Linked DNA regions of Mus musculus: region 1 is linked to region 2. A link is a contact called in ENCODE POLR2A ChIA-PET data. All regions are on one chromosome and are shown on one strand. The core of a region is the stretch at or near the end of the contact, and the rest is flanking DNA. Distances in the headings are between cores, read along the strand shown. Region 1 holds the start of Ppp1r12c (protein phosphatase 1, regulatory subunit 12C). Region 2 holds the start of Hspbp1 (HSPA (heat shock 70kDa) binding protein, cytoplasmic cochaperone 1).

Region 1 (6,373 bases), core at 1,025-3,524, 180 kb before region 2:
AAAGGAAAATGTCCCAGACAACACTGGGAACTCATTCCCAGGGTACACCGGCAGATCATGTAGGCCTCAAGGAGGAGCTTCCACATGACACTTCTCACCAGAGCTTCTAGGGACAGAGGTGACCACTGGTCCCATTCCACAAGTAAGAAAGCTAAAGGACACAGAGAAAGAACACTCAAGATAAAAGAGACAAAGAACAGACAGGCAAACAGACATTAAGTCAGTACTGATTGACTGGTTTTGTTTTTGTGACTACGTCTCATGTGGCCGAGAATGGCCTCAAACTCACTCTGTAGCTGAAGCTGACACTGAACCTCCAATCACCTTGCTTCCACTTTCCAAGCCCCTGGTTTCCTGAGCTCTAAGTACCCACTCTACCACCCAAGCTACATCGCAGCCCAGGACGGATGGATTCTGGGTGTTTTTTCTCTACCTGCAAGTGTGAAAATTGAACCTGTCAAATACCCTCGCTCTGTTTCCCATCTCCACAGGCAGCAGGCGTCCCTTCCAGGATCCCCTCTGTTCCCACCAGTAACTGAACTACGGGATCCTAGCAAGAAGAGAGGACAACCCAGGAGATGGAAGTTGCCATGAAAGAAGCTGCCCACCAGAAGACTGACATTGGACCAACACTGAGACCAGGAGGGAGAACTGGGATGTAGGCTCTTGTGTGACTTATCTTGTTCTCGGTCATCCTAACTGAATAAAAGCATCCTGAATCCAGAAGAACCCAAGCAACAACACAAGATGGTCCTGACTCTCGGGCACAGAGCACTGGAAAAAAATAATGTGTGGAATAGGTTCTAGAATCCTGGGAGGTGATAGGGTGGAAATCTAGGAGAGAGGGCACACTTTTTGAAGAAGGACGTTGGTTGCCTAAATAAAGTCTAGGAGATGAACCAACAATAGGTGAAGTGGCCATGTAATTCCAGAAATAAGAAGGGCAGAGAAGGGCCTGGCATGGTGGCGCACGCCTTTAATCCCTGCACTGGGGAGGCAGAGGCAGAGGCAGAGGCAGGCGGATTTCTTAGTTGGAGGCCAGTCTGGTCTACAGTGAGTTCCCAGCCAGGGCTATACAGAGAAACCCTGTCTCGAAAAAAAGAAGAAGAAGGAGGAGGAGGAGGAGGAGGAGGGCAGAGACATAAGGACCTGCATTTGAGGATGGCCTGGGCTACATAGCAAGACCTTGTCTAAAGGAAAAACAACAAAACAAAAGGAAAAGTGGTCCAGCTCCTCGAAGAGCAAATGCCTACAAGTTTCCAGGAAGGCAAACAATGTAAACAGAGAAAGAGAGTTGAGGAGAAACTTCTATAAGAGGTGACAAGCTCCCCAAATTGGGGGGGGGGGGGATGAATTGATAATGTAATTAAGGACATGGGATTGTAGGTAAGAGAAAAGATTAAAAAAAAAAAAAAAAGCAAAGGATGACGCGACAGAGGAAATGCCTTTTCAAGGAAACAACGTGGTACACTGTCCTGAGGCCACAACGTACAGCACAAGTCACGGGAAGAAGAGGAAGGCACAAACAGGATGGACCTTCAAAGAAGTGACACTGAAGGACCTGGGCCTAAAGAGGGTCAAGTCAGAGTGCAGGAGAACGAAACCACAGGCCTGGGTCAGGAAAGACTTCAGCACAGTCAAACAAGTACCAGCTAGGAAAGGAGGAACCCGGCCAGCATAGGCACGGAAGTAAGCGATGCTGCAAAAAATGCACGGGAGAGAGATGACAGCACGAATGACAGAGAAGAGGCGGCCACAGAGCAGGCGGGATCCTCAGCGATGGCACAGTCGAGGGGAGGTGGATCAGGGCCGAGGAGGGAGGATGCCCGAGTGGCGAAGACGCGGGGCGGGGGCGCTGACCTGGTGCAGGGCGCTGATGCCATCCGCGTTGGTGGAGTCGAGCACGGCACGGGCAGGCGGAGGGACGGCGGGGTCGGACGCAGCGCCGGAGCCGGGACCGGGATCCGCTGCGCGCAGCATCAGGCGAGCCTCGTCCAGATCGCCCCCCGCGCAGGCCGCCAGGAACTCAGCGGCGCGCTCGAAGCGGACCGTGCGGGCTCGCCGCTCCCCGGGGCCCGGGTCGGCGCCCGCCCGAGCCCCCCACTGCCGCAGCTGCTCCTGCCGCCGCTCACGGGCGGCCGCAGCAGCCGCCGCCGCCCCCGGGCCCGCTGCCGGACCATCCTCGCCGGACATCGCGCCGGCCGCTCGCCCGCCTACTAAGCGAGCGAGCGAGCACCGGGCGACGAACAGCCGCCACCCGCCCGCCCCGGGGGCCGCCGGGAACCGCCGCGCGACAAGCACCGCCCAGAAGCTCGCCCAGCCCCCGCTCGGTATATTGACGTCACGGCGCCGACCCAAAGCCCTCTGGGTAACCGAGTCCCGCCTGAGACTTGCGTAGCTATCGCTGGGGGCAAGGGCCTAAAAAGAAGCCCCTCGTAGCGAGCTGGGAAGTGGAGTTTCTCCCCATTGAGGAGCCTTGCATAACTTGAGCAGATAGGTTAGAGAATGAGGCAGCCGGCAGGCCGGCAGAAGTGCTGGGAAATGGGTTCTACAAGCGGAAGTCTTCGCTAGACTCGCTATATATCCTGAGGCACGTTTAGAAATCCGGAGCTGGAAGGGGTCGAACGAAAAACTCAAAAGGCACGCCCTCAATCCCAGCACTTGGGAGGCAGTGAGTTCGAGGCCAGTCTGGTCTGATCCTGGTCCTGAGTTCCAGGACAGCCAGAGCTACACAGAGAAACCCTCTCTCGAAAAAACAAGCAAAAAGAGAACTGCCTAAAGGAGGACATGTCCCTAGGGAGTGCTGGGAATCTGGGTAGAGCGGCCGGACAGGCTACTGGGGCATGCTGGGAAATGTAGTGTACTTTGTAAAGTGACTACCCCAAGGCGCATGGGAAATGATAGCGGATAGCGGATCCTGAGAGATAGAAATAAATTTTGCATACTTTTTACGATTTGTTTTGAGATAGGATGGCGCTCGAACTCATTAATAATGCCCTTGAACTTCTGATCTTCCTGTCTCCATCTCCTAATTGCTGGGATTACAGGAGTCTGTTTGTTTGTGTGTGTGTGTGTGTGGGGGGGGGGTTATTTTTGTTTTGAGACAGGGTCTCAGTATGTAGCCCTGCCTGGTTTGAAGCTCACTATGCAGACAGAATGGCCTCGAACTCACAAAACTCCGCCTCCTCCTGCCTCTGGAGTGATGAAATTAAAGGAGTGCCACCATGCCGTACTTGTTTTGGTTTTGAATCTGTCCCTCTCCCATCGGCTATAAGTAAACTCGATTTGTTTTCTTTGAGACCCTCTTAGTCCTAATGACTAGAACTAAGCCTGAGAGTAGGCAATAAAAAATATTTCGAATGAATGAATGAATGGGCTCCCTAAGGCATCAGGTAGACCAAGGGCCGACGGGAAATTGAGTTCTCAAACAAGATTAAAGCTTGTCACCGCCAAACTCATCTTTTAACATGGCGATAAAGTTCCCGAGCAAAGTTCAAGGAAATCAGATAACATAGGGCAAGCTGGGAAATGTAGTCTCAAGGCCACGCCTCCAAAGGGTTCAGCTCCAGACTTCCAAATATGTCTCAGAATGCAAGGTACCTAAGAAGTCAGTTTCCAGACCAAGAACGAGCCCACGTTTTCTAGTGGTAATAATTCCCTGAGCATACCAGAAAGAGGGCCCTCAAACATGACCAAAATAACCACATACTTTTCTTCAGCCCACCTGGGGCTGCAAAAGACACTAGGAATTATAATTCAGATTGTATCATGCTCTCTGGGCCTGATTTTGTTGTTCGGTTCTTTTTTTTCCTCCCCCCACCCCCTTTCGCTCCGGCCCTGCTCTCTCCAGCCCATAGGTTTTTTGTTTGTTTGTGTTTTGTTTTTGTTTTCTCATTAAGGAAGGTTGTGAGCCACTCAGTGGTTGCTGGGATTTGAACTCATGACCTCCGGAAGAGCAGCTAGTGCTCTTAACTGCTGAGCCACCCCCTGGCATGACTTTGTAAGTCTAAAATGTGATGTTCCACTAGGTTTGAAAGTTTTTCCAACAGATAAGAACACCTAATAAACACCTGATAAAAATAATGTGATATTTCACATTATCTCCCCTAAAAATCCAATTTGAGAAGGATAAAAAAAACATTTTGAAACAGGAACACAGACCTACCAAAGTCTTAACAGAAAGCTGTCAAAATTTGCATAGGGAAAACAAACGTTTTTCCTAAGGGGAACTAAAGCAGCCCACCCACTCCATAATCTTTGGATTTATGCAGAGAAATAAGCCATAAAAAGCTCGAGTCCTGGGAAACAATGGTCATAAATCCAAAAGGATAACCCTGATATGAGATACGTGAACCCTACCCCACACCACACACACACACACACACACACACACACACCCACCCTTCTTCCCCAAGGCAAGAAGTCCATCCTTGGGACCCACAAGGAAGGAGAGCACTGACCAAAAACTATGTTCCGGTTTTGAGTTCCTGAGCACAGCATTCGTGCACACCCTTCTAACCACTGAATGGGAGAGCAGCAAAACTGATGACTGCTAAGCCCTTGCTCCTGCCCCAGAACCACATGTCTTTTGCTAGTCGTTCTAGTCATTGTACATGTATGCTTACGTATGACAACACATGTGGGGGGCAGAGGGCAACTTGCAGAAGTTACTTCTTCCTTCCATGTGGGTTGTGGTCTAATCCAACCCAGGTCACGATGCTTGGCAGGATCCACATCTACCTGCTGGGCTGTGTCCTGGGCCCTAGGATCACAGCTTATAAATCTATTCCTCTATCAGCCCTGTCTGTCTGTCTGTCTGTCTGATGAGACAGGGTTTCTTGGTGTAGCTTGGTGTAGCCCTTGATGCCCTGAAACTCGCTCTGTAGACCATGCTGGCCTCAAATTCATGAGATATGCCTGTGTCTGTCTCCCGAGTGCTGGGATTAAAGGCATATGCCACTACCACCTGTATTGTCTTTATTTCTCATATAGGATGGTCTTGAACTCACTGTGTGGCCAAGGAATGACCTTGAAACCCCGAGCCTCCTGTGTCTACCTCCCCGGTGCTGGGATTACTGTCACTCGCCATCGTATCTAGTTTAAGCAGAACTGGAGATTTACCCCAGGGTCTCATGAGCTCTAGACAAGTTGTACTCCCAGTCATGAACTTGAACTCTCTTTAATGACAGTTGATGGCTCTCCCAGGCAGTATGGAGATGTCGATCAACCCACATAATAACAACCCTGAAGAACTTAAGCAGATGCCTGGGGGCACTTTATTTTGAGTTACAGATGGGACACGCTCCAGTGGCTCCTGGGCTCCACACAGCAGGTCATGTCCTGGCAGTCTCACTTCCAGCGGCCTCCAACTCGACCCTTCCCAGCCCCCTTTCGGCTGTGGGAGAAGAAGGTGGTGTCAGGAAGAGGTTCTGAGCCTCCGAGATAAGCTTAGCACAGCATCTTTAAAATTCAGGAAGTCCACCAAATACCCACCCCCACCCAGAGGAAGTCGGGAGCAGAGGCCAGCAGTGCTATTTCTTTTTTGCAGTACTGGGCACTGAGTCAGGGCCTCTCCCATGTTAAGTAAGTACTTTACCACTGAACCACAAACCAGGCCTCTCACTGGGGGATTCTAGGCAGGGGTTTACCTATGAGCCACGCCCCCAGCCCCTCACGGGGAATTCTAGGTAGTGGTTCTACCACTGAGCTACGACCCCCTTTGAGTGCAGCTCTTTCAGATAATGCCCAGTGGTTGGTGGGAGTTGACTTTCTTGGTTAGTTCACAGATAACTCATGCAAATTTATGTGAAAGGGGCTTGAGCGTGAAAGAAGGGTTAGCTAGAGGTGGTGACATGCATCAGGGCTCAAGAGGGCTGGAAGAGTACAGAAAAGGCTAGAACAAGAAAGAGACTGAGCAGGAAGCCTGGACATGGTGGGGAACACCAGTGATGTCAGCCCTGAAGAGGATGAAGCAGGAGCATCAGGAAATGTTTGAGGACAACCTGGCCTACATACGTGTGTGTGTGTGTGTGTGTGTGTGTGTGTGTGTGTGTGTGTAATCCCCCAGTGAGAGGCCTAGTTTGTGGTTCAGTGGTAGAGTACTTACTTAACATGGGAGAGGCCCTGACTCAGTGCCCAGTACTGCATACATACATAGATATTCATATATGTATACATATGTGTGTACACACACACACACACATGTGCCAGGTTTGGAAGATGGAGGCAGGCAAGTGTCAGGAGTTTAAGGGCAGTCTCAAATACCAATGGAGTTCTAGGTCACTCCAACTTACAGGAGACCTTTTCTTTTTTTTGGGGGGGGGTGCGGGTTCGAGACAGGGTTTCTCTGTGTAGCCCTGGCTGTCCTGGAACT
Region 2 (5,535 bases), core at 430-2,929:
AAAAAAAAAAAAAGCCAGAAAAGATAGAGAATGAGGAGAACAAGAGATAACAAAAGAAAGGAGTCCAGAGGAAGACCAGAAACTACACTGTCCCCAAAAGGGCGCTTCAGGAGGACTGAAATGGCTACCATATATCTGTAAGTCCAAGACTTTGGAGGTGGGGCAGGAAGGTCAGGAGGGTAAGGTCATTAAGGCTAGCGTGGTCTGTTTGAGACCGCAATCTCAAAACAGGAAAGAAAAGGGGAAGAAGCTGTAAGGCTTTGAAATCACGCTCCTGGACAAATTTGGGCAAACTATCTCATTGCTCTATGCCTATTTCCACCTTGGCACAACATGACACAACATGTATAAATTATTCTGTAACTTAACTGAATTACTACAATATTCTATGTATCGTAAATGTCAATTAAAAAAAGTTACATGAAAAATTCCTATCAACCTTTAAGACAATTCTGTAAGGTTTTATTATAGCTATTCCAAATTCATTGATTAAAAAAAAAAAATCAGAGGCAAAGAAAGGATGTGAATTGCCCAACCAAGGTCATGGCTGGCAACTGGCAAAACCCAACTACGTTGTGTACGAGTCAGTATAGACTGGAACATCAGAATTGCCTGATAAGACACTATCATTACTATTATCACCATCAATTCAAAAATGAACGAACACTTGAGGATTCGAAAGATTAAATAATATACCCAAGGTCACACTTGTGGAGACAAAGCTGAATCTAGTTCTGCCTGGGTCTAGAGAACCCAGCTTGCTTTTAGACTTTTCACTCATCATGAGACTTCCCAATACAAGGCTGCGATCGGACACTTTACAGCTGACCTTCACCCTATCATGATGCCACATTTAGACTCTAGCTCACCACCCAGGAAGACAACAGCTTGTAGCTCACTAAGCCACTCTCCCCAAGACACTTAGATCCTCAGGACCCTCACCCAACCTTCTTAGGTCCTCATACTTTACCTCCTCGCTCATGGGTTCTGGAGGGGGGTCTGGCTCCTGAGAACCCGCAGTAATAGCCATCTGCAGCAGGCCTTGGAGGTTCCGTGGAGGCCGGGGGTTGCCTGAGCCCCCCGCCGAGGAACCACTGCCCCCTGACGAGCAACCCTGAGAGGCCGGAGGCAACGCAAGAGGGAGGCGACTGCCCCCTGAGCCTTTGTCTGCCATGGACTTTCTGTGAAGGAAGAATGTGTTTAAAGGAAATTGATGGTCACCGCTGAGGCAGCAATGGTGTCCGGATGGGTCGACTCTTGAAGGTCTGCTGAGAAGGTGGAGTTTTGAAGGTGTTAGGAGTCTTCTCATGATCCCAAACCATTCTGCCTGCAACCACCTTAACCATAGCCCCCTTTCCTTCCTTCATACTAACAGGACCCTTGCCCAAATCCAGATGTCCCTCCTTGCTCCCTAGCAACAGGCCCCACCTACTCCCTGGCAACGAGCCCCCCCAAGCTCCCCAGCTTGCGTCCTCGTCTCTTAGCAACCCCACTGCCCCGCCTCCATGGCAACAAGCCTTCGCTCAGTCTCCTTAGCAACAATTCTCCTCCCGTGTCTTTGAAGAGGGGCGCCCCAATGGGGCTGATCTCACCTTGCCGGGTCTAGAGCTGCCACCACGCCTAAAGATAGACTAGGCTGCACCTGACTCTACTGGGCGCCGCCATCTTTACCGGAAATACGCAGTTCTCACACGGAAGTGCCTCACCCCAAGCTGTTTGCCCAGTTCTAAGCAGCACCTCTTAGCGGATGCGGCACTTAGCTCCGCCTCTGTCGACTAGGCCCCCACCACTTTCTCTTTGTCACGCCCCTACATTTCGCGCTTTTGTTATAAGCCCCGCCCCCTAGCTCCTCTGTTTATCTTAGCAAACAAGGGACTTTCATGGCGAACTCCTCCCCTCCCAGGCATAGGCCCCGCCTATGCCCATATTCCCCGCCTCTTTTCTAGGCCTTTCGGCCTGTCCCAGTCAAGTCCCGCCTCTTAGTACCTGGAACTTCAGCTTGTCCTGTTCGGCCACGCCCCTGCGTAGGCCACGCCCCTTCTCTGCTGCTGCTGCTGCTGCTGCTGCTGCTGCTGCTGCTCAGACGGTTTTGTTCCTCACTCAACTGATTTTAACTGCATTTGCTCCTAGAGTCTCGGGATATCTCCCCTAATATCCCACCTTTGTAACCTGAGACTCGGGCTCACTTTTTTCTAGGCCTCAGTTTCCCCATTTATTACCGGTTTCAGTGTGGAATACTCTGTGTGAGTTGTGTGTCTTCATGTGACTATGCATGGTGTGTGGGAAGTCCCATGTCAACATCAGCTGTCTTCCACCTTCGATCTTCCAATCATTTTAAAAATATTTTTAGAGTTACTTATTTATTTATTTATTTATTTATTTATTTATTTATTGGGTTTTTCGAGACAGGGTTTCTCTGTGTAGTCCTGGCTGTCCTGAAACTCACTTTGTAGACCAGGCTGGCCTCGAACTCAGAAATCTGCCTGCCTCTGTCTCCCGAGTGCTGGGATTAAAGGTGTGGGCCACCACTGCCCGGCTAGATTTTATTTTTAAAGATTGTTTTTAATTATGTAGTAGGGGAGGAGGCAGATGCCTGTAAATGCAGGTTTCTATGGGGCCAGAGACAAAGGACAAACTAAAGCTGTAGTTACAGGCAGTTATGAGACAACCAATATATATATATATATGGGTGCTAGGAACCAAGCTCAGGCTCTTTGCAAGAACAGTAAGTACTCTTAATGACAAGCTATCTCTTCAGCCTCTTAAATTATTGTTGTTCTTTTAATTTTTTTGTAGACTTACCTATTTACTTGTGTACAAATAGTTTGTGGTTGGTTAGTTTTTGTTTTGTTTTTTGAGACAGTGTTTTACGGTATAGCCTTGGCTGTCCTGGAAGTTACTCTGTAGACCATGCTGTCCTCAAACTCACAGAGATCCACTTTCCTCTGCCACCTGAGTGCTGGGATTAAAGGCGTGTGCCACCACTGACCCTGAACATTTTGCCTGCATGTATGTGCGTGCACTGTATGCTTGCTTGATGGATTGCCAGGAACTGGAGTTACAGATGGTTGTGAGCCATCATAATTGGGTGCTAGGAGTTGAACCTGAGTCTTCAGCAAGAGCAATAAAGCAACAAGAGTTCCTAATCATTGAAATATCTCTCATTGAACTCTCTCTCCGTCCCACCCCACCCCTCTTTTGTTTTTTGTTTTGGAGATGGTTCCTTATTTTGGTGTTTTGTTTTGGGGAGGCTCTCAGTATGTAGCCTGGGCAGGCCTGCAGAACGATGTGAGCAGGTTGCCCTACAACTCATAAATATTCACACGCCTTAAAAGTAGGTACACTCAGGGATGGCGAGATGGCTCAGCGGGTAAGAGCACTGACTGCTCTTCCAGAGGTCCTGAGTTCAAATCCCAGCAACCACATGGTGGCTCACAACCACCCGTAATGAGATTTGACACCTTATTCTGGTGCGTCTGAAGACAGCTACAGTGTACATGTGTATAATAATAAATAAATATTTTTTAAAAGTATGCACACTCACCCTGCTCCGTTTTATTCATTTTTATTTTGTGTATGAGTATTTTACCTACTTGTGTATATATACACACCTTATGTACCTGCTTGGTGCCCTTGTGGGCCAGAAGATAAGGTTTGTTCCCTGTAACTCTTACTATTGCTGTTAACAAATATCTTGTTTTTAATTTTGTTTTGATATGGGTTTCTCTGTGTAACCCTGGCTGTCCTGGAACTCATTATGTAGACCAGGCTGGAATCAAACTCAGAGATCTACCTGTGTCTGCCTCCCAAGTGCTAGGATTAAAGGTATTTGCCACCATTGCCTGGCTTGATTTTTGTATTTAAAAAGAAATTATTTATTTTTATTAGTACTCTGTCTGCATATACATCTGCATGACAGAAGAGGGCATCAGATCTTGTTATAGATAGTAGTTGTGAGCCACCATGTGGTTGCTGGGAATTGAACTCTGGACCTCTCGAAGAGCAGTCAGTGCGGTTTGTTTGTTTGTTTGTTTGTTTTGTTGTTTGGGGGGTTTGTTTGTTTGTTCGACACAGGGTTTCTCTGTGTAACCCTGGCTGTCCTCTAGACCAGGCTGGCCTTGAACTCAGAAATCCGCCTGCCTCTGCCTCCCAAGTGCTGGGATTAAAAGCGTGCACCACCACTGTCTGGCTGCAGGCGATGCTCTTCACTGCTGAGCAATCTCACCTGATCCAGACTCTTTATGTATGTGTATATGTGTAGGCCAGAAGAGGGTTTTGTATTCCTTGGAGCTGGAGTTACCAGTAATTGAGAACTTCCTGACATGGGTTCTGGCAACAGAACTTGGGTCCTCTGAAAGAATAGAACTCAATTGCTAAGCCATCTCTCCAGCCTTACCTTTTATTTTTATCTATTTTTTATAGATAGGGTCTGTCACTGACCCTGGAGCTTGCCCGTTAGATTATGCCAGCTGGCTATTGAATCCCAGAGAATCTTCCTGTTTCCACTTCTCTATAACCATGTACTACTACACCTACCCTGTGGGTGCTGAGACTCAAACTCAGGTCCCTTATCATGTGCAACAAATATTTTACTAACTAAGTCATTTCCCTAACCCTATTCTCTAGGTTTTCTTGTTTTGTTTTGTTTTTGTTTTTCGAGACAGGGTTTCTCTCTACAGCCCTGGCTGTCCTGGAACTCACTCTGTAGACCAGGCTGGCCTCGAACTCAGAAATCTGCCTGTCTCTGCCTCCCGAGTGCTGGGATTAAAGGCGTGCGCCACCACGCCCGGCCTCTCTAGGTTTTTAAAAAGGATCTCTGTAGCCCAGGCTGGTCTTGAACTTGCTATATATCTGGTCTGATCTTGAATTCCTCTTCCTCTCGAATACTGTGATTACAGGTATATGCTATTATTAATAGGAGTCCTCTTACTCTAAAGAATCTCAGTAGAGATGGAAAAGCTATATGATCACATTCCGTATAGGTTATTACAAATGTATTTATCTCTATATATGTATCTATGTATCATACTGTAACTTTCATAATATGCAAGGAGCTTGCATCTAGGCTATCATCATGGTGTGTATGTGTTTAATATTTATATATACATATAAATATACTATGTACATTTATACTATGTGGTATCATATATCATTAGACATATATACATCATACATAGACACATATACATACATATACATATATGTGTTGTATATAATGTATATATATGTATGTATATGTACATACATACACACACACATACATTCTAGCTCTAATTCTCAGAACCTATAAATATATGACCTTATATGCCAGAAGAAATTTTGAAGATGAGATTCAGTTAAGGATTTTTTTTTTTTTTTTTTTTTGTGGAGGGGGCACAACAGGGTCTTACTATATAGCTTTGGTTGGCCTGGGACTTGCTAAACTCACAGAAGTTTGACCATATCTGCATGATGAGTGCTGAGTTTAAAGTATGTACTCTGCTCTCAGTTACAGATCTACAACATCCTGGTGTATCTTGATTCCAGCCTAGTCTA

What was found. ChIA-PET counts read pairs that join two places held with the same protein, here RNA polymerase II (POLR2A).
Region 1: POLR2A ChIA-PET joins it to region 2 with 12 read pairs in embryonic stem cell. The contact joins the promoter of Ppp1r12c here to the promoter of Hspbp1 in region 2. POLR2A ChIA-PET finds 5 or more read pairs at or near these places in 3 of 5 experiments (Patski and embryonic stem cell).

Annotation. Positions count from the first base shown.
Region 1 is chr7:4,499,406-4,505,778 of GRCm38, forward strand. It overlaps Ppp1r12c (protein phosphatase 1, regulatory subunit 12C), which reads right to left and starts at 2,275. Exons shown (of 22, transcript NM_029834.3): 1 at 1,861-2,275. The coding sequence starts at 2,193. It overlaps Tnnt1 (troponin T1, skeletal, slow), which reads right to left. Exons shown (of 14, transcript NM_001277903.1): 14 at 5,165-5,395. The coding sequence ends at 5,350.
Region 2 is chr7:4,683,302-4,688,836 of GRCm38, forward strand. Hspbp1 (HSPA (heat shock 70kDa) binding protein, cytoplasmic cochaperone 1) reads right to left here and starts at 1,680. Exons shown (of 8, transcript NM_001360629.1): 1 at 1,593-1,680; 2 at 971-1,265. The coding sequence starts at 1,174.